Regions from separate parts of the Homo sapiens genome. Here all the other regions are linked to region 1. The links are chromatin loops, found by intact Hi-C in ENCODE. Cell type or tissue: K562. All regions are shown on one strand.

Region 1 (8,000 bases):
ACAACCTTCACACTCTGGCTTCCCATCCATCTTCCCCCTTCTGGCTTCCCACCCATCTCGCTGGGAGCTACCTCCACCACCCAATAAAATCTTGCACTCATCCTCCAAGGCCCCGTGTGATCCGATTTTTCCAGTACATTAGAGCAAGGACCTGGGATACAGAAAGCCCTCTGTCCTTGGGATAAGGAAAGAGTCTAACTGAGCTGATTAACACAAGCCACCTACAGACAGCAAAGCTGAAAGAGCGCACTGTAACGCGCGCCAACTAGGGCTTGAGGAGCTGTAAACACTCAACCCTGGATGCTGCTGTAGGATCGAGCCCAAAAAACATTCCCCATGATCTGCCCATTTGCATGCTCCCCCTAGGGCTTTGAGCAGTGGGACACCAAAGAAGCAAGCCACATCCCTGTCCCACGCCCTGAGAGGGGGATAAGGGAGCTTCTCCTACTTCATTACCCCCATTTTGGCAAGTGAGGAAATTGAGGCCTCAAGTCTAAACGGTGACAAAACATTTTGCTCCTAAAAAAGGGTTCCGCAATTACTTGGTTGATTTAATCTCTAAACATTAACAACCGAGATACCACATGTTTTCCTTTATACAAAATGAGGCCAGGTGCGTTGACTGACACCTGTAATCCTGGCACTTTGGGAGGCCAAGGCAGGTGGATCACCTGAGTCCAGGAGTTCAAGACAAGCCTGGCCAACATGGTGAAACCCGGTTTCTACTAAAAATACAAAAAGTAGTCAGGAATGGTGGTGGGCACCTGTAGTCCCAGCTACTCAGGAGGCTGAGACAGGAGAATTGCTTGAACCCGAGAGGCAGAGGTTGCAGTGAGCCAAGATCATACCATTTTACACTCCAGCCTGGGCACCAGAGCAAGACTCTGTCTCAAAAAAAAAAAAAAAAAAAAGCAAAACTATAAATTGCTTTCAATTTTTTCTGAGTCCCACAGTGTTGAGAAATCCTACACATTAGTCCCTGTAAAGAAACTTCATCTAGTTTATAATTTTCTTAGGGCCTGGCTTTGTCTTCCAATACAAGAACAATTTTCTCTGCCATTTTAATTTTTTCCCCCCAGTGACTAAGAGTTGGTTAAACACACGGTTACTACTGGTTCTTGCCTAAAGAATAGTGGGTTTTTAAAAAAAGTAATACATACATAATTTTTTCCCCCAAAATATACAAAAGAGGCCGAGCGTGGTGGCTCACGCCTGTAATCCCAACACTTTGGGAGGCCGAGGCATGCAGATCACTTCGAGACCAGCTTGGCCAACATGGTGAAACCCCGTCTCTACTAAAAATACAAAAATTAGCTGGGCATGCTGGCACATGCCTGTAATCACACTACTTGGGAGGCTGGGGCATGAGTATCACTTGAACCCCAGAGGCGGAGGCTGCAGTAAGCCAAGATTGTGCCACTGCACTCCAGCCTGGGCAACAGAGCAAGACTCTGTCAAACACACACACACACACACGAGTTTACACTAAAAAATCTCTCTCTTCCACCTTACCCCATGCCCCAAATTCCTCTACCTGGAGGCAACTACTGTTAGCATGTTCTTATGGATCTTTCTAGAGAGAATCTTTACATTTACAATCAGAAGACAGCTTTAAGATGAAAATTAGGATGCTTTTCTTGTGTCATGCAAATGAGGATTTAGTTTCAATGATATAACAAATCAGTCAGCTTCTAGGGGTGAAAATCAGATTAGCCTAAAAAAACACTGAGGATTAAGAATGACTAAAGGACAACCAGCTTGGGGACAAATTTGATTTTTATTTTATTAAAATGGGCTTTCCACTCTGAGTTTCTGGAGCTAGGTGTCCTATGGAAAGATACTCCTGTGACTGGATTCTATATTAAAAACAATATTGTCTGCTATCTGAAAAACAGTCCTGAGAAATCTTTATCTACACAGCAATAAAAGGAAAAAGATGGGACATAAGAGTGTTCACAATTTAATGATGCTCTTACAAAGAAAGCAATTTAAGAAATGAATCAACTCAATCGAGGAATAAGTTGACTCTAGAATTTTCAATGTGGTATTTAAATTTGATTCATCTAATGAAGAACATGGTGTGCACCGAGTGAGAACAAATCTAATTCCATACAATAGCATGTATTTTACCTTCGGTTGACTCTAGAATCCATTTATTTAGCAGATATTTATTGAGCATTTACGATGTCCCATGCCTCCCTCATGCCAGGGATGGGGAAAAGGAGTCAAGCAACTATACAATTATTATTCCTGCTTCACTCTTTATCTGTTTTTCCAGCCATTTTGTATTTATTATTTCACATGTGTCTCCCAGAAACCCCATGAGGTCCAGAGAGGTGAAATGACTTGCCTAAAGACATGCAGAGGACACATGGCAGAGTGGGAACTTTTTTTTTTTTTTTGAGTCAGAGTCCCACTCTTGCCCAGGCTGGAGCATAATGGTGAGATCCAGCTTACTCCAACCTCCGCCTTCCTGGTTCAAGTAATTCTCCAGCCTCAGCCTCCTGAGTAGCTGGGATTACAGGCATGCACCACCACCCCTGTCTAATTTTTGTATTTTTAGTAGAGACAGTGTTTTACCATATTGGTCAGGCTGGTCTTGAACTCCTGACCTCGTGATCCACCCGCTTCAGCCTCCTGAGGTGCTGGGATTACAGGCGTGAGCCACCGCACCCTGGCCCATGCATGTTTATAGCAGCATAATTTGCAATTGCAAAAACATTTCAACCAGCCCAAATGCCCATCAATCAATGAGTGGATAAAGAAAATTACACACACACACACACACACACACACACACACACACACACACCCCCATGGAATATTACTCAGCCATAAAAAGGAATGAAATAATGGCATTCACCTGGATGGAGCTGGAGACCATTATTCTAAGTGAAGTCACTCAGGAATGGAAAACCAAACATCATATGTTCTCACTTATAAGTGGGAGCTAAGCTATGAGGACACAAAGGCAATCGACTTTGGAGACTTGGAGAAAGGGTGGGAGTGGGGTGAGGGATAAAAGACTATATATTGGCTACAGCGCACACTGCTCAACTGTTGGATGCACCAAAATCTCAGAAATCACCACTGAAGAACTTATCCATGTAACCAAACACTACCTGTTTCCCAAAAACCTATTAAAAGAAAGAAAAGATTATCACCACAGATATCCCAGAACTCAAAACTGAAGCTGTGATAATCCCTGGAGCCACAGAGAAGTGAAAAACTGTGAGCAGAAGGTAGGAGAAACAGATTTCTTTCTCTGTGATGCCCATTTCTGCAAACAGCCAGGCACCATGTGGAAAAGTTATCCTGGACTCAAGGCTTCTACACTGGGAAAACTGAGATTTCAGTGGACACTCTGCTTCCCCATTATCTTGGATTCCTATGCACAAAAGCCATTCCTGCCTCAATCCAGGGGAAGCATTGCAAGTGCCTATAGAGAGAAGGACCCTTGAGGGCAGTTGGGGACACAGTGAAACCCAGTGTGTGAAACGGGGGCTGGTCTCCATTCAGACAAAGCAGATACTGAATCAGAGACGTATTTCAGGAGCATGATGCTGTAGGAGGTGTGAGCCATAGGTCCTCTGGGCATGAACCCCTAGCCAGCCTCCCCAGACAGCTGGGGCATTCTCTTTGGGACCCTCCCCCTGAATTCAGGACAGGCAGCACTTCAAACTTTCATGAGAACTGCAGCAAATCTAGGCTTATGGTGCCATCTAGTGCCAAAAAGGAGGCAGTGATCTAGGGCTAAGGGAATCAACAGGCAGCCTGCACAAAACCTCTAAAAACACGTATGCTAGAAACACTAACCTAGACAGCAAAATAAACAATCCATCATTGGAAAGACCTAGACATATATGCATAAAAACAACAGCAAACAGGGAACCATGACCTCCCAAATGGATGAAGCAAGAAGTAACCAGTGATTAACCCCAATAAGATGGCAATATGTGAACTTTCAGATCAGAAATTCAAAATAGCAACCTTGAGAAAACTCAGCAAACTCCAAGATAACACAGAGGAACAATTTGAATTTTTTTTTTTTTTTTTTTGAGACAGAGTCTCACTCTGTTGCCCAGGCTGGAGTGCAGTGGTGCCGTCTCAGCTCACTGCAACCTCTGCCTCCTGGGTTCAATTGATTCTCTTGCCTCAGCCTCCTGAGTAGCTGGGACTACAGGCGCGTGCCACCACGCCTGGCTAATTTTTTTGTATTTTTAGTAGAGACGGGGTTTTGCCATGTTGATCAGGCTGGTCTCGATCTCCTGACCTCGTGATCCACCCACCTTGGCCTCCCAAAGTGCTGGGATTACAGACGTGAGCCACCGTGCCTGGCCCACAATTTAGAAATTTATCAGAGAAATTTAAGAAAGAGATTTAAATAATAAAAACAAATCAAACAGAAATCCTGGAACTGAGACACACATTTGCTGAACTGAAAAATGCACCGGAGTCTCAACAGCAGAATCGATCATGAAGAAGAAAAAAATAAATGAGCTTTAAAAATACGCAATCAGAGGAGAAAAAAAATTAAAAAGATAAAGAACAACTACAGGATCTAGAAAATAACCTCAAAAGAGCAAATCTAAGTGTCATTGGTTTTCAAGAGGGAGTTGAGAAAGAGCAAGACATAGAAAGCTCCCACAAAATAATAACAGAAAACTTTCCAAACTTAGTGAAAAATATAAATACCCATATACAGGAAGGCCAAAGATCAACAAACATATTCAACCCAAATAAGACTGCTCCAAGGCATATAATAATCAAACTTTCAAAAGTCATGGACAAAAAGTGGATCCAAAAAGTAGCAAGAGAAAGAAGCAAATAACATACACATAAAGGAGCTTCAATTTATCTGGCAACAGACTTCTCAGCAAAGACCATACCAGCCAGGAGAGAGTGAGATGACATACACAAAGTGCTGAAGGAGGAAAAAAAACCAAAAAACGAAAAAACCCCTGCCAACTGAGAATGTGATACCCAGCAAAACTATCCTTCAAACACGAAGGAAAGATAAAGACTTTTTTAGGCAAACAGAAGCTCAGGAAATTCATCACCACCAGACCTGTCTTACAAGAAATGCTAAAAGGAGTCCTTCCATCTGAGAGAAAAGGATCCTAACATGCAACAAGAAAATCATCTGAAGGTATTATGTTGGTGCAAAAGTAATCACAGTTTTTGCCATTAATTTTTTTTTTTTTTTTTTTTTGGATAGAGTCTCACTGTGTCACCCATGCTGGAGAGCAATCTCAGCTCACTGCAACCTCCGCCTCCTGGGTTCAAGCAATTATCCTGCCTCAGCCTCCCGAGTAGTTGGGATTACAGGTGACTGCCACTATGCCTGGTTAATTTTTGTATTTTTAGTAAAGATGGGGTTTCACCATGTTAGTCAGGCTGGTCTTGAACTCCTGACTTCAGGTGATCCGCCTGCCTCAGCCTCCCAAAGTGCTGGGATTACAGGTGTGAGCCACCATGCCCAGCCATTACTTTCAATGGCCAAAACTGCAATTAATTTTGCACAAAGCTAATATAAAATTCACTGGTAAAATTCAGTATGCAGACAAATTTAGAATATTGTAATACTGTAATTGTGGTATATAAATCACTCATAGCTCTAGTATGAAGACTGAAAGACAAATATTACACAAATAACTATAATAATTTATTAGGAGATAGGAAATATAAAAAGATATAAATTGAGACAACAAAAAGTCAGAATGTGGAGAGGAGAATTGGAGTTTGAGTTTAAAACTTTTCAAGTTTTTTTTCTGTATGTGTGTGTAACAGGGTCTCAGTTTATCACCCAGGCTGGAGTGTAGTGGCATGATCTCGGCTCACTGCAGCCTCGACCCCCTGGGCTCAAGTAATCCTCCCATCTCAGCCCCCTGAGTAGCTGGGACTACAAGCATACACCACCACACCCGGCTAATTTTTGTGTGTGTGTGTGTGTGGAGATGCCATGTTACCCAGGCTGGTCTTGAGCTCCTGAGCTTAAGTGATCTGCCCACCTTGCCCTCCCAAAGTACTGGGATTAAAGATTTGAGCCACTACACCTGGCCTTAAAGTACTTTTGTTTGTTTGTTTTCTTTTCTTTTTTCTTTAAACTTTTTCTTTTTATTTATTTATTTTTTTGATGGAGTCTTGCTCTGTTGCTAGGCTGGAGTGCAGTGGCGCGATCTCGGCTCACTGCAACCTCCAACTCCTGGGTTCAAGCGATTCTCCTGCCTCAGCCTCCTGAGTAGCTGGGACTACTGGTGCATGCCACCATGCGCAGCTAATTTTTGTATTTTTAGTAGAGACGGGGTTTCACCATGTTGGCCAGGCTGGTCTCGATCTCTTGACCTCGTGATCTGCCTTCCTCGGCCTCCCAAAGTGCTGGGATTACAGGCGTGAGCCCCCACGCCTGGCCTTCTTTTTGATTTTTCAGGTACATAGTAGGTATATATATTTATAGACATACATTAGATGCTCTGATATAGGCATGCAATATATAATATCTCAGCATGGAAAATGGGGTATCCATAGCTTCAAGCATTTATCCTTTATGTTACAAACTATCCAGTTAAACTCTCTTAGTTATTTTAAAATATACAATCAAGTTATTATTGACTATAGTCGTCCTATTGTGCTACCAAATAGTAGGTCTTATTTATTCTTTCTATTTTTTTAAACCCATTAACAATCCCCACCTCCCCATCTTTTCATTTTGATCAAAGTTAAGTTGTCATCTGTTCAAAGTAACTTGTTATATGTATTAGATGTTTTGGTAAGCCTCATGGTAACCCAACGTATAAATCTATAATAAATACATTAAAAATAAAAAGCAAAGAATTAAAACATACTACTAGAGAAAATCACCTAACCACAAAGGAAGACAGTAAGAACGAAAGACGGGAGTTACAAAACAACCAGAAAACAAGTAATAAAATGGCAGCAGCAAGTTCTTACCTATCAATAGTCACACTGAATGCAAAACTGGACTAAATTCTTCAATTAAAAGGCATAGAGTGGCTGAATAGATTTTTTTTAAGAAAACAAGACTATCTGCTACCTACAATAACTAATTTTGTCAGGCTTGGTGTGGCAAACCTGTAGTATTATCCACTTGTGACGCTGAGGTGGGATGATTGCTTGAGCCCAGGAGTTTGAGACCTGGGAAACATAGGAAGACTTCATTTCAAATAAAAAGAAAGAAAGAAAAAAAAAAGAGAGAGAGATGGAAAGAAGGAAGGAAGTAAAGAAGGAAGGGAGGGAGGAAGCAAGGAAGGAAGGGAGGAAGGAAGGAAGGAAGACTTTACCTGTAAAGACAAAATAGACTGGAAGTGAAGGCATGCAAACAGATATTACATGCAAATGAAAATCAAAAAGGAGCAAGAGTCAGCCTACTTATATCTGATAAAATAGACTTCAAGACTAAAACTATTTAAAAAGACAAAAAAGTCGTTATATAATGATAAAGGGGTCAATTTAGCAGGAGGATATAATAACTGTAAATACGTATGTACCCAACATTGGAGGAGCAAAATATATAAAGCAAATATTAATAGAACTAAAGGGAGAGATAGACTGCAATACAATGAGTAAGGGATTTCAACATCCCAGTTCCAGTAGTTAACAGATTATCGAGGCAGAAAATGAGCCAAGAAACACTGGAGTTAAACCAAACTCTAGACCAAATGTCCCTAACTGATGTTTAGAGAGCACTGTATCCAACTCTTGCAGAATACACTTTTTTTTTCATTAACACATGGAACATTCTGCAGGGCAGATCATATGTTGGATCACAAAACAAGTCTCAACAAATTCAAAAGTATAAAAATCATATCAAGGATCTTTTCTGACCAAAATGAATAAAACTAGAAGTCAATAACAAGAGGCACATTGGAAACTGCATAAGTGCATGGAAATTAAACAATATGCTCCTAAACAACCAACAGGTCAATGAAGAAATTAAGAATGACATTTTAAAATTTATTGAAAATAATGAAAATGGAAAC
Region 2 (8,000 bases), 620 kb before region 1:
TACCATAATCAACATACAGAATATTACCTTCACCTCCAAAAGGTTTCCTCATGCTCCTTTGCAGTCAGTTCCCCTCCATGCCAGGCACTAGGCAACCACTGGTTTCTTCTCTGTCACTATAAATTATATTTCCCTCTTCTAGAATTTTATATATTGAATCTAAGTATGTCCTCTTTGTTTCCTCCTTTTACTCAACATAATATTTTGAAACTTATCCATATGGTTACATGTATTAGTAGTTTAATAATTTTTATTGCTGAGTAGTAGTCCATTGTATGAATAAATCACAACTGGTTTATCCATTCACCTGTGAATGAACATTTGGTTTGTTTCCAGTAGGGGCTGTTATGCATGAAGCTGCTATGAATATGCATGTACACATTTTTGTGCAGATATATTTTCATTTCTCTTGGGTAAATACCTATAGTAGAATTTCTGGGTCTTATGGAAGTAAATGTTTAACTTTATAAGAAACTGCCAAGATGTTTTCCAAAATGATTATACCATTCTGCATTCCCACTACTATGAGAGTTCTAGTTGCTCCACATCCTTGCTATCACCTAGTATTGTCAGGCTTTCTATTAATACCTTTAGCCATTGTAGTGGCTGTAAAGGTAGTATCATGGTGATCATAATTTGCATTTATCTGATGACTGATGATAGTGACTATATTTTTATGGGTTTATTAACCACTCATGTTTTCTTATGCCTATTTTTTTTTTAAATTGGGTTGACTTATGGAGTTATAAGAGTTCTTTGTATATTATGGATACTACTTTTTTGTTAGATATATGTATTGGAAATATTTTCTCACAGTCTATCAATTGTCTTTTTATTTTCATTTTTAAAAATATTGTGTATTTTTGAGGTTTACAATATGATGTTGAAACGGGAAACGTTCCTTGTCCCCCTCACAGGGCATGTGATGGGGGTATGGCTCGCTTCTTCCGTACACCACTGCTCAAACCTCTAGGGGAGCATACAGATGGGCAGGCTGTGGAGCTCCAAACCCACAGCAGTGTCTAGGGGTGATTGTTTACAGCTGAAGCACCAGTGGGCGTGTGTTACAGGGTGCTCTTTTAGTTTAGCTATCCGTAGATGGTTTATGTTAGCTCAGTTAGACTCCTGCCTTATTGCAAGGACAGACGGCTTTCTGTATACTGGGGTTCTTGCCTTGGTGTACCAGAAGAATCAGATTACCTGTGGGCTTAGAGAATGAGTGCAAGGTTTTATTGAGTGGAAGTAGCTCTCAGCAGATGGGGGAGCCAGAAGGGAGATGGTTTTCCACTGGAGCCGGCCACTCAGCAGCCTGGGCTCTCCTCCAAGTGCCCCAGCCAAACTCCACATCATTCTGCCAGTCGATGGCCTGCCAGCATGCCGGTGCCTGTCGGTGTGTTCCTCCTGACGTTCAGCCGCCCATCTGTTTCTCTGCTGATGTGCTCCTCTTGACGTCCAGTTGCTTGTGTGTCTGCTTGCTAGGGTCTCAGGGTTTTTATAGGCACAGGATGGGGCTTGGCAGGCAAGGGTGGTCTTGGGAAATGCAACATTTGGGCAGGAAAGCAAAAATGCCTGTCTTCACCTAGGTCCATGGGCACAGGCCTGGGGGTGGAGCCCTAGCCAGGGACTATGCCCTCCTCTACACAGCACTTCTTCTCCAATTCCGTCTTATTTAAAGGAACCATGCCCTTCCCAGCACTTCTGTATCATTATCCCCCTCTGAAGAGGTATATCTTACTGCCGTTAGAATATGGACGATGACCGGCCTTAGCTGTTTCCTGACGACAGGGGGCACTGTTTTGGGCAAAACAGCAGTCAGATTTCTCCCAGTCTATCTAAGTGTTCCTAGCAAAGGGGAGCCATCGTCCAAGGCTTCGGTTGCCTGACCGTTTGGAGTTTGATGGCTTCTAGGCATGAGAGAAAAAAAACAAGTTTTATAAGGTTAAGTATACATGGGTTATACGTGTGTTATACAAGGAAAGAATTTAGTGCCAAAGATTACAGAGATAAGTGAAATATACGAACAACAATATTGTACCTTGAATTGTATCACCCTGGTGAAAGAAATTAAACCTTATATGGGAGCGGATAAACTTTTAGAATGAGAGAAAACTGTTCTTGCCTTATCTTTAGCAGTTAACAGGTGCACTCTGGGAATTCTAGGGTTTGTAGGCTTGCCTGGGGGCCATTAAAGCTTCTTTCTCTTTCCTGCATTTCTCTCCCTTTGCTGGGCCTCCCTGTCTCTATTATAAAAGACCGAGGTGACTACTTTAAGGAGGTTCTCTAAAGTGCTATCTGGTCCCAGGACCTGTTTTTATAGCTTCCTCCTGATATCAGGGGCTGCCTGAATAATAAATTTATCCTTTGGGATTAGCTGTCCCTCAACTGAATCAAGAGATAAGAGAGGTGTGCTTTACGAAGGCCTCTCTTAGCCGCTCCAGGAAGGCAGTGGGATTCTCATCAAATCCCTGATCGATCATGGACAACTTAGTATAATTGCCGTCTCAGAGAAGGCTTGGTCTTAGTTCTACATATGCCCTCTATTATGCACACCTAAGGATGTCTCCTCTTCCAGTCTTCCACCTTGTCACTGGGATCCCATTTAGGGTCATACACTGGTACTGCTTCTCTTCCAATTGGATAATATTTACCCTCTTCCCTGACACTTTACATGATACAAAGCTCATCCCCAAATCTCTCTGCTACTTGCAGAACAGCCTGCTTCTCAGCGTCCATCAGGTTCTAATTCAAAAGTGACATAATGTCTCTCCAGGAGAGTTCAAATATTTGGGTGAAATTCTGGAAAGCCTCTATATATCTATCAGGGTCATCTGAAAACTTGCCAAGATCCCCCATTTGCTTTAAGTTCTGTAGGGAGAAGGGGACCTGGACCTTACTGGGCCCAAATTCACTGGGCATCTGTTGGAAAGGCAAGAGTGAGACTGGGGCTTGTTTAGAGTGATGATTTCTAGGAGGGGGTAAGGGAGAGGCTGAAGTTGGATAGAAAGGTTGGGGTGGACCCAGAGGAGCAGGGCTTGAGGGTGCTGGCTTCTCTGCTGGGGGTGCCTCTGGGACTCATGTCTTTAATTTCCTGGCCTTGCCACTTGCAGCCTTCCTGAGACAGCAAACACAGGGGCTAGGTCAATCCTACATTGTCGGCAAAGGTCGGGATTGCCTTGCAAGGTATAGAAAGCCTGCACGTATGGGACCTCAGACCATCTGTCCTCGCATCTACAGAAAAGTTCCAATTGCCATATGGTATTGAAATGAATGGTCCTTTCCTGAGGCCAAGCCAGTCCTTCCTGTAAATCATAATTTGGCCAAACCTTTGTGCAGAGAGCTATGAGGTGCTTTTCCTCCAGATTATGAGGGTCAAAGCAGTCCCAATGGTTCAGGATACACTCCAGAGGAGTATAAGCTGGCGGTGGTGAAGAGAACTGTTTGCCCATTCTGAAAGACAGGGAATAGAGGCTTCCCTCATTTCCCTTCCCTCTTTCAGCGAAAACTCAGGATGTGATGGAGAGAGAAAGCGAGCATCTTCCCTTCACTCTCTACCTCTTATCCCTGAGCCCTGGTGACCTTGGCAGGTGCTGGCCGTAGGTGCAATTGCAGTATGTACCCATGAAGCAGAGAAAACCTGGAGAATAGGAATTAAACGCTGTCACCTATGCCTCCCATTCTCCCTGTTGTTGGCAATCTTTGAGGTCCCAGGGACTGTTCATGCCATAAAGCATGGCCTCCTTCTGTGGGGTGGGTTTCAGTTGGCAGGAATTGGTCCTGCCCATTTACATTGTGCCTATTGCCTGGCTTTGAATCCCTCGCACCTGGTTTTTCTTTCTAGGGCTTCAGCCTGAAGCTTGGAATCGAGTTTGGGACTGAAAAGATATTTCAGAGGCTGTTTGTATCTGTTTAGAGTGTCTCAAATGAGCCCTGCTGAATTTGCAGTTCTCAGCCAGCAGGGGTCATTCCTCCCTTAACTTCCATATCAGAAACAGAGTTGGGAGGGGGAGCCCTCTCACATGGAAAAGGAAAAAACAGAAAAACAGTTTAAGGGGCAAAAAGGGGGAGATTCTGGGGGAAGAACCCCTTGCTTAGTGCAACTGGGTTCCTCTAATTCTTATATCTTTTTCCTGGTTCAGACTGGGTTGAATTCCTTGGCCAAAGGAGAAATGTTCCATTGACACAGCAGGCGAGAAGCGCCCTATCTGTTGACCCCGTGGGGTCCTGGCTACCACTGGTTTTCTCCTGCCCCCCTTGTGACTGTTGGGTTTGGCTTTTGCCTGCTGCAGGCATGCCCAGGTGCCTGAGCTGGGAGGGGTAAGAATAAGGAGAGGTGCCCTGAGCCACGCATGCCTGTGACTGTCGAGGTGGAGGCATACATGCACCTCTAGGAAAAAATTGGTCTGATTTGCACCTTTGGTGGCTGAGCCAAATGCTCATTTTACTTAGTAACATTGCCGCAGCCTGTAGCAAAACTCTTAATATTATAAAGAAAGAGATAAGAGCCATTTTAAACCATGTGAGAGAGAGAGAAAAAAGAGACAAAGTCTGGGGGTTTTGACTGGCCCAGTTAGGGCGGTTTAAAACTCTGTGAAGGGAAACAGAGCCTCTTACCCGCAGGAAAGAGAGAAAGGTGGTGGAGTTTCGGAAGAGAGGCAGACCCGACAGTTTCACATTCACTCACACCTTCCACAATCCTGGATGAGCCCCCAGTTGAAAAGGTAAAATTTCCCTTGTCCTCCTCTCAGGGCACGTGATGGGAGTGTAGTTTACTTCTTCAGTGCCCAGCTGCTCAAACCTCTAGGGGAGCATACAGACAGGCAGGCTGTGGGGCTCTGACCCCACAGCATTGTCTAGGGGTGAATGTTTGCAACTGAAGCCCCAGTGGGCATGTGTTACAGAGTGCTCTTTTAGTTTAGCCATCTGTAGGCAGCTTGTGCTAGCTCAATTAGACTCCTGCCTTATCGCAAGGACAGAGGGCTTTCTGTATCCTGGGTTCTTGTCTTGGTGTACTTGAAGAATCAGATTACACATGGGCTTAGAGAATGAGTGCAAGGTTTTATTGAGTGAAAGTAGCTCTCAGCAGATGGGGGAGCCAGAAGGGAGATGGTTTTCCCCTGGAGTCGGGCCGCTTGGAGGCCTGGGCTCTCCTCCAACTGCCCCAGCCAGACTCCACATCATTCTGCTGGTGGATGGCCTGCTTGCATGCTGGTGCCTGTTGGTGTGTTCCTCCTGATGTTCAGCCGCCCATATGTTCCTCCACTGATGTGCTCCTCTCGATGTCCAGCTGCCTGTGTGTCTGCCTGCTGGGGTCTCGGGGGGGTTTATAGGCACAAGATGGGGGCGTGGCAGGCCAGGGTGTTCTTGGGAAATGCAACATTTGGGCAGGGAAAAAAAAATGCCTGTCTTCACGTAGGTCCATGGGCACAGGCCCGGGGGTGGAGCCCTAGCCAAGGACCACACCCTCCTCCACACAGCACTTCCCTTCCCTTCAGCACTTCCCTTCACCTCTTCCGTATCATTTAAAGGGACCATGCCCCTCCTGGCACTTCCGTATCAATGTTATGAAATACATATAGATAGTAAAATGGTTACTATAGTGAAGTAGATTAAAATATCTGTCATCTCATGTAGTTATTTTTTTGTGTGTGACAAAAACAGCTAAAATCTACTTATTTAACAAAAATCCCTAATACAATATAATTTTATTAACTTTAGTCCTTATGCTGTATATTAGATCTTTAAATTTTGCCTTTTTATTTTCTTGACCATGTATTTTAAGAGCAGAAGTTCTAATTTGAATGAAGTTCAGTTTATCAGTTTTTGCAAATGATTAGTGCTTTTCATATCCTAAGAAATCTTTGCCTATCCCTCAGTTGTGAGGGCTTTCTGTTTTAGAGATTTTCTAGTTTTAGCTTTTATTTGAGTCTCTGACCATTTTGAATTAATTTTTGTGTATGGTATATGATAAGGCTTGAGGTTCATATTTTTCAGTATGAACATCCGGTTGTTACAGCACCATTTATTGGGAAGACTATCATTCTCCCTTGAATTATCTTAGCATCTTTGTCAAAAATCAATTTACTATATATATATATATGCAGGTCTATTTCTAGACTTTCTTCTGTTCCACTGATTTATATGTCTATTCTTAAGCAACTGTTGTTTTCTTTTGAGCCTTAACTTGTTGTTGATTTTAGTTTTAAAAAGAAATCATTTACCTTTTTTTAAAATTGCAAACTCTTCTGTAGGTAGCTCTCATACATATATTTTTATGTTGACAGGTATAGATATACTAAATAACCAAATGTAATGTAGATGCTTTTGCCACTGTGATTTCTGCCAAAATCAACATCCTTTTATTCTCTACTCTCAACATAGAGTTTTGGCATTTCAACAGCAGTAGTAATTATATCTACAAATCCTTATGTGATGCTCTATCTCAAACCTTCTGGAAGTCCAAGTTGATTATGTCTGGGTTTTCACACTTGTCACTTCTCATAGCTGCTTTTTCCAATATGTTAATTAATTAGGCATTTTTTCCTTTTGTTCTCTATGTTCTTTCTCTAAGCAATGACTTTAGACTCTCCCATGTCAAAACAAAATTCTTTTTATAGTTTTCAAATTTCTCAGTTATTTCTTTGCCCCTTTCTTTAATTCCCTCTCAATATAGTGAGTTTTCTTCTTATCACAGTTTTTGTTTTGTTTTCTTAACCTTTTTTATGTCAAAGGAGTTCAGAGCTATACTTCTGATTTTTTTTTACCTGCAATTAAAATTTTTTCAGGTAGTTTCACTTTCTAGAGATATCTATTACTCAATTCCTACAGATTTCAAAATTATCTTTCTAAATCTGTTTTCTGAGACCATATGTCCCCTACTTAAGAAATAGGTCTCTATACTGAGCTTAGTCAAGAGAGGGATGTTAGGTCATTGTCTCATGGGGCTATTTTTTGTTTTTGTTTTTCAGTTTATTGAGTTTTGTTTCTTCTCATAAAACAGCATATATTCCTTATTATCAAAATTGCTCACAATCCCCACACTCAAAGGCCATCATCACAAATAATTTTGGTGTGTATGCTATTTTTTAAAACTTTTTTAAAAATAATTTTTCAAATTTGAGTAGCGCTTTGGAAAGACACTCAATAAACAGTTTTAAGTAAGCGAATATGCCTTTTTCCAGTGAAATGTTTTGCTGGGCAACCTGCAGAAGGCCTATTTGAAGTGGGCATGGTAGTAGACTCAGGACCATTTTGGCTATGGGCAAAAAGGGAGCACATAAGTTGTACAGGGCCTAGCCTCTGCTGATTGCACCTTTCCTTAATATTCTATGGATATCAAGAGTATTGTACTAATTATACTTAGCATATAGTAGAAAATCAATGTGTTCATTTATTTTAGTTATTTATATATGCTTCATTCACACTTTTTTTTCTTTTTCCTTCTTCTTGTTAGAAACCAAGAAACAACTTTAGTTTGAATATTTCCTTGATTTTTAGGCTATCATTTCTTAATATCAAGTGACATTAGCTGTCTCTAGTTCTTTGCATTATTCCTTCAGAATGACATGGTCAGATAAGGGAGTGTCCATGGCAGGTGTAACTAGGCAATAGTTAATGAACACCCAGCCAAGAATGATGATATCTTTTAAAATTCTAAATTGTACATTAACTGTTGAATAAAGAACAATGATATGTATAAGGTATAAAGAATAATAACATAGTGAATGCTAGTGCACTTAACCTGTCAGCTCAAAAATACAACACTACAATTGCCCTAGTACCTACAGGTTTAGAAGACACCTATGTGCCCCATTCTCTTCTCCAGAGGAAACTTTTCATCCTGATAGCTTTCATGGCTACGTTTTCCCTTGTTATTTTACTGTGTGTATTTGGACACCTAAATATTGTTTTATTTCAACATGTTTTTAAGTTTTAGAAAATTGAATCATACTGAATATATGCTTAAGCGACTTTTTTTGCTCAGCATTGTATTTGAGATTCAT
Region 3 (8,000 bases), 1.9 Mb before region 1:
GTGACACAGCATTCATTCCTACAGATGAATGATTCCTACAGGTACCTCCTTGGACATTCTGGCTTCCTAATAATGCCCAGGAGAACCATGATATCACATTGTTTGTGTCCAATTTACGGATGAACAATGTGAATCCCAACAGCCTACATTATCAATAGAAATTTGGAATTTGAGCCAAGAGATAAGGCCTTTTATCGCCAAAGAATTTATGTGTGTGCATTAATGGGAAGGTTTAGTCGAGACAGTTTAGATAATTTTATATTAGATGATTCTTTTGTTATTAAATACTCCTAATTTTGTGTATGTGTGTGTGTGCATGTATGTGTGTGTGTGTAATCTGAAAAGGCTTCCTCCGATGGGTTTCTACCTATGACAGAGCCAGTGGAGTGCATGAAGCACAGCTCACTGTAACCTTAGACCCCTGAAAGTTTGGCAGGTGCTCATAAATGGGAACTGTGCCAGATGCTTCTGCTGAAGGAACAAGGATGGATTTGTGGAGTATGTCAGTGTCTTCTGCAGCCTGCAGGTTTCACTCAGGGGCCAGAGCCACAGTCGAGGCTGGACTCTACAAATTCAGGATAACACCCTCAGAGGACAAGGTCACCCGTGGTCACACTGCCATATGCCTCTAATTTGCAAAGGTGATGGGAAGTTCCCATTTCATCTGCATTGACACTTGTCAAGCTCATCTGACTATGCCTCAAATTCCACAATTAGAATTTCATCCTTTTGGCTAAAGCCAAACAGGAAATCTGTGTCTTATTCAAGGACATTTCTACCTGGAGAGTGAGACTTTATGCTTAATAGCCACAAATGTGACGTTCTCACATCCCCTCCTCTCACTGGATGCCCTTGATAGCTCAGTAATATAGGTTTGACGATTTTACCTGTTTACCTGATGAGCAAACAGAGGCCCAAATGGAAGCCAAAATGTAAACTCTTGGCTCGAATTCCAGATTTCTATGGATAATGTAGGCTGTTGGGACTCACATTGTTCATCTGTAAATCGGACACAAGAATGTGATATCATGGTTCTCCTGGGCGTTATCAGGAAGCCAGAATGAGGCACACTGCTCTTTTGCTTGTTAGCTCATTTGTTCGTTCATTCATTCACATTCAGCAAGTGGTTCTTTGCAGTCTTGATCTAAGGGACAAAGGGCTACCAAGATGCCTAAGCAGAACCTGCTACCCTAACTCCCCTTTAACTGAGCCCTTATTATTTTCCAGACACCAGGCATATTTTAATATAATCTTCCCCAAATAACTATATTTGTTAGGCATTCTTCCCATCTTGTAGATGCAGAAACTGAGACCCAGAGAAGTTAAGCAAGTTACCTAAAGTCACGCAGCTAGAAATGGAGGGAGCTGGAGTTTGACCCAGATCAGACTACAAGAGCTTTCATTCTCAATATTACACAGCCTCTCTCACATTGGAATTTCTCTGTGTTTTATTCCCTTCAACTTTGGCTGGACTTATTTTAGATGGATGTAGCTGGATTCTAAGGGGCTACACTGGATACTAAAGTCTGAGCCAGCAGGTAGGCCAATGACCCAAGTATTTTGGTGAGAGCTACTGGGACATTTAGGTAAAAGTGTTTATCTAAATTTTCTCTGGAAAATTGCTGTATCTGTGCTGTGGCCAGGTGTGGACCGAGTGGGCTGCTCACCGGCTCCTGCCTCAGCAGTAGGTCTTTGCTTCTCTTCTAGAACTGCCCTAGGGACTACTCATCCACTCTATTTTTTAAAATTATTTTTATTTTTATTATTTTTTTGAGAGGGAGTCCCGCTCTGTCTCCCAGGCTAGCCTGGAGTGCAATGGCGAAATCTCAGCTCACTGCAGCTTCCACCTCCTGGGTTCAAGTGATTCTCATGACTCAGCCTCCCAAGTAGCTGGGATTACAGGCACAAGCCACCACATCCGGCTAATTTTTTATATTTTTGGTAGAAACGGGGTTTCACCAAATTGGCCAGGCTGGTCTCAAACTCCTGACCTCAAGTGATCCACCAGCCTCGGCCTCTCAAAGTGCTGGGATTACAGGAGTGAGCCACCCCACCTGGCCTCTCATTCACTCTGTCAGTACAGAGATTGGTCCCTATGGCCAGAGTCCACTCATCACCTGCTCTCTGTCTGCTATGAGTGGCTGGTACCACCTCTGAAGTTTGCCAGCTGGTAACGTGAAAAGCCAGGGGTGAGAGCGAAGTGCAAGGCTGGAGGGGACTACTGGATAGCGATAGCAATCCCCCAAGGACACATTAATTTCTCTAAATGACCTTTCCAGCATAATGAAGGTACAGAGAATCCAATCAGTTGCCCTTTCGAAAGAACAGTGAGACAGCTGCTCTTTTTGAAAAAGCGGGACTCCAAGCTGAAGCCAGGCTGGATTTCTTTGTGCTGTCCTTTCTCTGGCTCACGAAATTCTACCTTGGAGGCTGAAAACTCATGGCATTCAGTTTCATTTTAAAAAGGAGATTGGAACCCTGAAACTAAGTATCTACAAATTATTTTAGAAGTGGCTTTCACAAAGATGCTCTCTTTTTTTTTTCATTTTGATGATGTCTCTACATTGGAGGGTATGGAGGGTATCATTATCCCCATTTTCTAGATGGGGAAACTAAGGCCAGGAGAGACTGTGTGATGTGATGGGAAATGTTGGGAAATTGAGACTATAAGCTGGCTCTAGTCTGATAAATAATAGACACAACATGTAGAGCCCTTCGCAGCTGACAAAGTATTTGCATGTTTTAAACTTTTTAATCCATCCATCCAACAAACCCAGTAAGACATTTTATTATTATCCCTGGTCTTACAGATCAGTTAGTGACAGACCTGGCCTTCTAACTCCTTCCCATCCTTCTGTTCTCTTTCCATCGTATTACTTCTTCTTGGGTTCTTTGACTTCTTTGAGTCTCTATTCTAGGAGCTGGTATTTTTTTCTGTAAAGAGCCAGATAGTAAATATTTTAGGCTTTGATGGCCATATGATCTCTGTTGAAACTACTCAGTTCTGCCCTTCTAGCTCAAAAGCAGCCATAGATGTACGTAAAAAAATGGATGTTACTGTGTTCAAATAAATCTATATTTATGGCCCTGAAATCTGAATTTCATATAATTTTCATGAATCATGAAATATTATTATTATTTGATTTTCAAAAGCAACTCAAAAGTGTAAAAACCATTCTTAGCTTGTGTATGGCACAAAAACAGGCAGGGGGCCATAGCGTGCTGACTCTCGCCCTATCTTTGTCTGTAAAATTGGGAAGTAGTAATACATCCGCCGTAGACTCACATGGATTAAGTAAGATCACACCAGTACCATGTTTTGCACAGGGTCCACCATTGCCCTTCTGTCACACGATGAGAGCATGAACGTCTCTGGGTTTCAGTTCTCTTATCTATTAGAAGGGAAGTGTTGGCTACTTCTAGCTCTGAGTCTATATATTTTTGCCAAATTACTTTTTGCTAAAGAGCTTCAACCGCCTTCCTTCTCCCTGCCCTGAGGACATCCATGCCTCCTGGGTCTCCCCAGAATTTCTCCACCCCATTTCCATTTGGCCAACTTCTCTTTCTTGGTCCTAGTCGTTATTTTGTACCTTGGCTTGCACTGAAGTGAACTAGATTTCTTCTCCATTTCTTGGAGAAGTTTTCAGTGGGCAGACCCAGCCACTTGGTGGAGCTGTGGGGAGATGTTTTTCCTTATAAAGCTACCTGATGTTTCCCCTGGAGAACTTCAGGTTTGAAGGTAGGGACGCTGGAAATGGTGCTTCTGGGGGAAAGAGGTGTTGTTCATACCTGTGTGCGTGTTTCCAGCATCTGTCCATATCCAGTTAATTTGGGCAGTCAGGGTTTTGAGTTCAGATGTTTCAAGAGTCCTGAGTGGGGCATTTATATGGGAGAGGCCAGGGACAGATAGATCCTAGATCTGGCGAGGTTCTCAATCCGAATTCCTGGAAGTTTCCCAGTTGTCCCTTGTTCTGTCATGGAGGAAATCAGTCTGTCTCCTCACCATGCAAAACATGCACTTTCTTTTTGGAGCCATTAGATGTACAATCGAATAGCCTTTATCTTTTAAGGAGCTGACTTTTTGTGACTTTTATATATGTAAAACATGCAATTTCTTTTTGGAGCCATTAGATATACAGTCAAATAGACTTTATCTTTCAAGGAGCTGACTTTTTGTGACTTTTATATAACAACTATTGGTGAGATGTGATTTCTTCTCCCTTTCTTGGAGAAGTTTTTGGTTGCTCAGATATTAGCTATTATGTAGCCAAATTACCTGAGCTTGTAAGTTGCGAGACCATAGGGTAGTCTCTCGATCTCTTAGCATATCCCATGAAAAACGTGGGAAATAAAAATATCTAATCCCAAGTAAAGTATCATTTTGAGAATTAAAAAAGACCACTTGTGGGAAAGTGTTTTGTAAACTGTAAAGCATCATGCTGATGGGAGGTATTAGAAACTCCTCGAGGGCAGAGGACCATCTTGTATTACTCTTTATCTGCAGAATGACTGCAGCATCATAGATGCTCAGCTAACATCTGTTGAATGAATGAGTGAACAGGCGAATGAAGAGCATCACGAAGGGGTTGGCAGACTGGAAATATGCCTATTAAATTAAGGGTTTCAAAGGATGAGGCTGGGAGAAGCAGGAGAAGCAGGCCCTTGAGAGGAATCTAGGGCACGTGGCTTGTCTGCCAGGAAGGCAGCTAATGCATCCCTTGCCAGCTAGCCGGCTGCCGGGCAGGCTGGCTCCACTGGGCGAGCTGCCAGGCCCCAGGCCATCTAAGGCTTGTGTGAGCGTCCCAGAGCAGGTGGGCCGGGAGCGTCTGTCGTCACGGGTGGGCTGGTGACCCGCCTGGAATGCCTTCCCTCTCGTGCCTGCTTTTAGAGCCTTAGTCCCTGGTGACAGTAAACAGAATGGACGCAGGGCCTGACACTGAGCCACCCTGGGTCTTGGCAGGGTGGGTCTGAGAGACCTGTTTTCCAGAGTTAAAAGAATACAAATAAACACAGCACAGATAAATGTAGGCAGTTATATAGGAAATCTAGGTCCCAGGGCTATTTTTTCCTGACCCAGTTTTTTTGTTTGTTTGTTTGGGACATAATTACTTGGGAAATGGTAATTGTTTTACATGCTTGCTATAGACCTGATAGAATAAATCTAATAATAATATTATTTAAACAATAATAATAGCAGCTAATGTTTTGTCTGTGTTTACCACGTGCCTATGTAGTACTATGTTAAACACTTCATAGACATTTTCATAGTTCTACAAGGTAATCATTAACTCTGTAGGATTGTATCCTGTCAATCCTATGTACTAAGTATTATTACTATACCTATTTTACGTATGGAGGGATTGAGGTTCAGTCACTTCCTGGGGTCACAGAGCTGAATGGTGGAAGAGCTGCTAGAACTCAACTCAAACCATTCATCCACCCATTCATTCATTACATAATGATTGAGCACCTACTATATAGCAGGTACTAGGGATTCATGTGTGAATAATACCAATAAAAACTCCTGCTATGTGGGGACAAACACAACAAATAAAGAAATTTTATAATATATTATATGGTGGTAAATGCAATGGTGAAGAATAAAGCATCCAGGGAAGGAAAGCAGCGCCAATAGCAGAATGGGAGGTGGAGAAGGTGGGCTGCAATTGTAGACAGGATGGTCAGGAAAGGCCCCATGGTGAGGGTGACATCTGAGCAGAGTTGAAGGTACTGGGTTGCTGAACTGTGTGGATTGGAAAGTAGAACTTTGTTTTGTATGAACTTTGCCCAATGGGGCAAACAGGCAAATTGGAGTCCAAGGAAGATTTCTGTGAATTCACTTTTTTTCTTAAGTTCATTCTCACTCTCTTTTCTGGGCTATGCATTTCCAGAATAGGAAATTGAATGGCAAACTAGGGAGAAAGTAAAGGCATCAAATAAATTCATCGATCAATCCGTCCATCCATCCGTCCATCCATTCATCCATCCATCTACCCACCCATCCATCCATACATCTGTTCAACATTCCTAAGGCACCCACTACAAGCCAGACCTATGCTTCTCTTAGAAGAATAAGATCTAGCTCTATACTGTTGGATATATAAAATATATATAAAATAAATATATATGTATAAAATAAATATAAGTAATGTTATATAATTTTATATAATCAACTGTAAATATATTTTACACTGCTTCAGATTTTTTAAATTTAAATTTTCAAATGAAAATTTTATTAAATACAACTTTATTGTTTTGCTAGAGTTGCATTTCAGTTTAATCATTGAAAATTTATCTCTGAATTGAGAATACTCTAAGTGTGAAATGCATAATGAATTTTGAAGATTGAGCACAGAAAAATGTAAAATATCTTATCAGTGAGTTGTTTATATTAATTACATATTGAAATTAAACTATTCCAAATATTTTATTGTTACTATTTATTTTATAGTAATACAGTAATATGTTTATTACTATTTCGAATATTATATTATTAAAGTTAATTTCTCTTGTTTTTGACTTGTTTTTAACATGGCTGCCAGGAAAGTTAAAATTATTTATGTGGCTCGCGTTATATTTCTATTGGATAGTGCTGTTCTAGACCTTGCCATTCCGGAGCTTCCAGGCAACTGCAGGGAGCTGGGCACACAATTGAGTAATTGTAATACCATGTGGTAAGTGCTATAATAGACCCAGGAACCGAGTGCTCTGGGGACAGAGGAGAACTGAGCCTTCAGTTCTGCCCAGCCCAGGATCAGGGGAGAGGTGACGTCCTCAGCTAGGTCTCTGAGATGGTAGAAGTTTGTCATCTGGAGGCCAGGAAATGAGGGGTCCCAGGAATTGGGTATAGCATGTGCAAAGGCCAAGAGACATGAAACCCTGAGAACCATGAAGGGAAAGGAATGTGTGCATTATTCAGCAAGAGAAAGGACCCCACCCTGCCCAGAACCCTATTTAACCTCAGTGAAAGCCTAAGCCTCTTCCATTGTAGCCAATTAGAGTTTTTCTCCCACCCGACCCCAGCACGTCCCTGCACGTGACATTTTTACTCTTGCGACTTTCTGGCAGCCACTCTTTCCAGGGTGGCACGGTGTTGTTTCTGCTCTGGAGTCCTGCCAGTGCCTTATCTGTTGACAGGAATTTATCACCTTTCAGTTTCTTTTTTTTTTGATAACAGAAACTTCCAACGAATCCCTGCTGTTTTATTCCCCAGGAAGAAGCTATCTTATTTTTCAGTACAGGGTTTAGAACAGAGAAAACAAGGCAAATGGGACTGCTGCCAGCTGTCCACGTGCTCCATCCCATTCATATGTGCAGGAGGAAGGCAAGAAGGAATGTGCAAGGAACGGAAGCCTGACATCTCCAAAAGGAATCAAGAATGTCAGTGTTGGAGGGTGTCATCAGTCATCTGCTCCATCGGTTACCCACTGAGGTGGCTCCCCAGACTGACACTCTTCCCAACAGGCTCAATGGGCCCTCTCAACCATCAAATGCATGAGATAAATTAAAACTAAAACTCCATCTGAGCTATTTCTGTTGACCCTTGTAAATATCCACTGATTCTATTTATACTTCTGTTTCCTGATGTCACCTGTCAACCTCCATAGAAAGGCCTTCTCTTATATCTTTTTATATACAGAATAGAATACCAGTGGGCAGGTGGCAAAAAAACAAAACAAACAAACAAACAAAAAAACCCAAAAAAACAGCCTACATTTATTGGGTGCTACTACTCGTATCTTGCTGATCTTGTGCTTTTTTTTTTTAATTAACTCATCCAATCCTCAACAACAAAAAACCCTTTGAGACAGGTATTACTAATGCCCCCATCTTAAAGCTGAGAAAACTGAGAAACAAAGAGGAAGTTGACCAAGAGAACATAGATAGAAAGTGGGACAGTCAGCATTTGTACTCGGGTTTTTCTGATTCTGGAGTCTCTGCCCTTAGTCATCATTCTTGTTTCTCTAGCCACTTAGCAGGGGGAAGAAACATAGCTTTCT

The links. Peaks named below come from ENCODE experiments on the same cell type or tissue, not always from the same donor. Only the 100,000 strongest peaks of a DNase experiment are listed, where the experiment ranks them.
Region 2: it touches region 1 in a loop (16-fold over the local background); 2 of 110 quality-filtered maps call a loop at or near these places.
Region 3: it touches region 1 in a loop (10-fold over the local background); 4 of 110 quality-filtered maps call a loop at or near these places.

The regions. Positions count from the first base shown.
Region 1 is chr12:104,197,112-104,205,111 of GRCh38, reverse strand. No RefSeq gene overlaps it. Among named protein-coding and RNA genes, the nearest start is that of TXNRD1, 15 kb to the left of the region's middle. RefSeq lists a silencer at 3,627-3,921. In K562, a CTCF peak has its summit at 3,724 (motif pointing left); a DNase peak (open chromatin) is centred at 3,741; H3K27me3 peaks cover 447 bases.
Region 2 is chr12:104,821,568-104,829,567 of GRCh38, reverse strand. The region is part of intron 10 of SLC41A2 (solute carrier family 41 member 2); the gene reads left to right. Among named protein-coding and RNA genes, the nearest start is that of SLC41A2, 130 kb to the left of the region's middle. RefSeq lists a silencer at 4,883-5,177. In K562, CTCF peaks have their summits at 1,798 (motif pointing right) and 3,950 (motif pointing right); a DNase peak (open chromatin) is centred at 4,027.
Region 3 is chr12:106,144,967-106,152,966 of GRCh38, reverse strand. No RefSeq gene overlaps it. Among named protein-coding and RNA genes, the nearest start is that of NUAK1, 10 kb to the right of the region's middle. RefSeq lists an enhancer at 4,269-4,768. In K562, a CTCF peak has its summit at 3,674 (motif pointing right); a DNase peak (open chromatin) is centred at 3,666; H3K27me3 peaks cover 941 bases.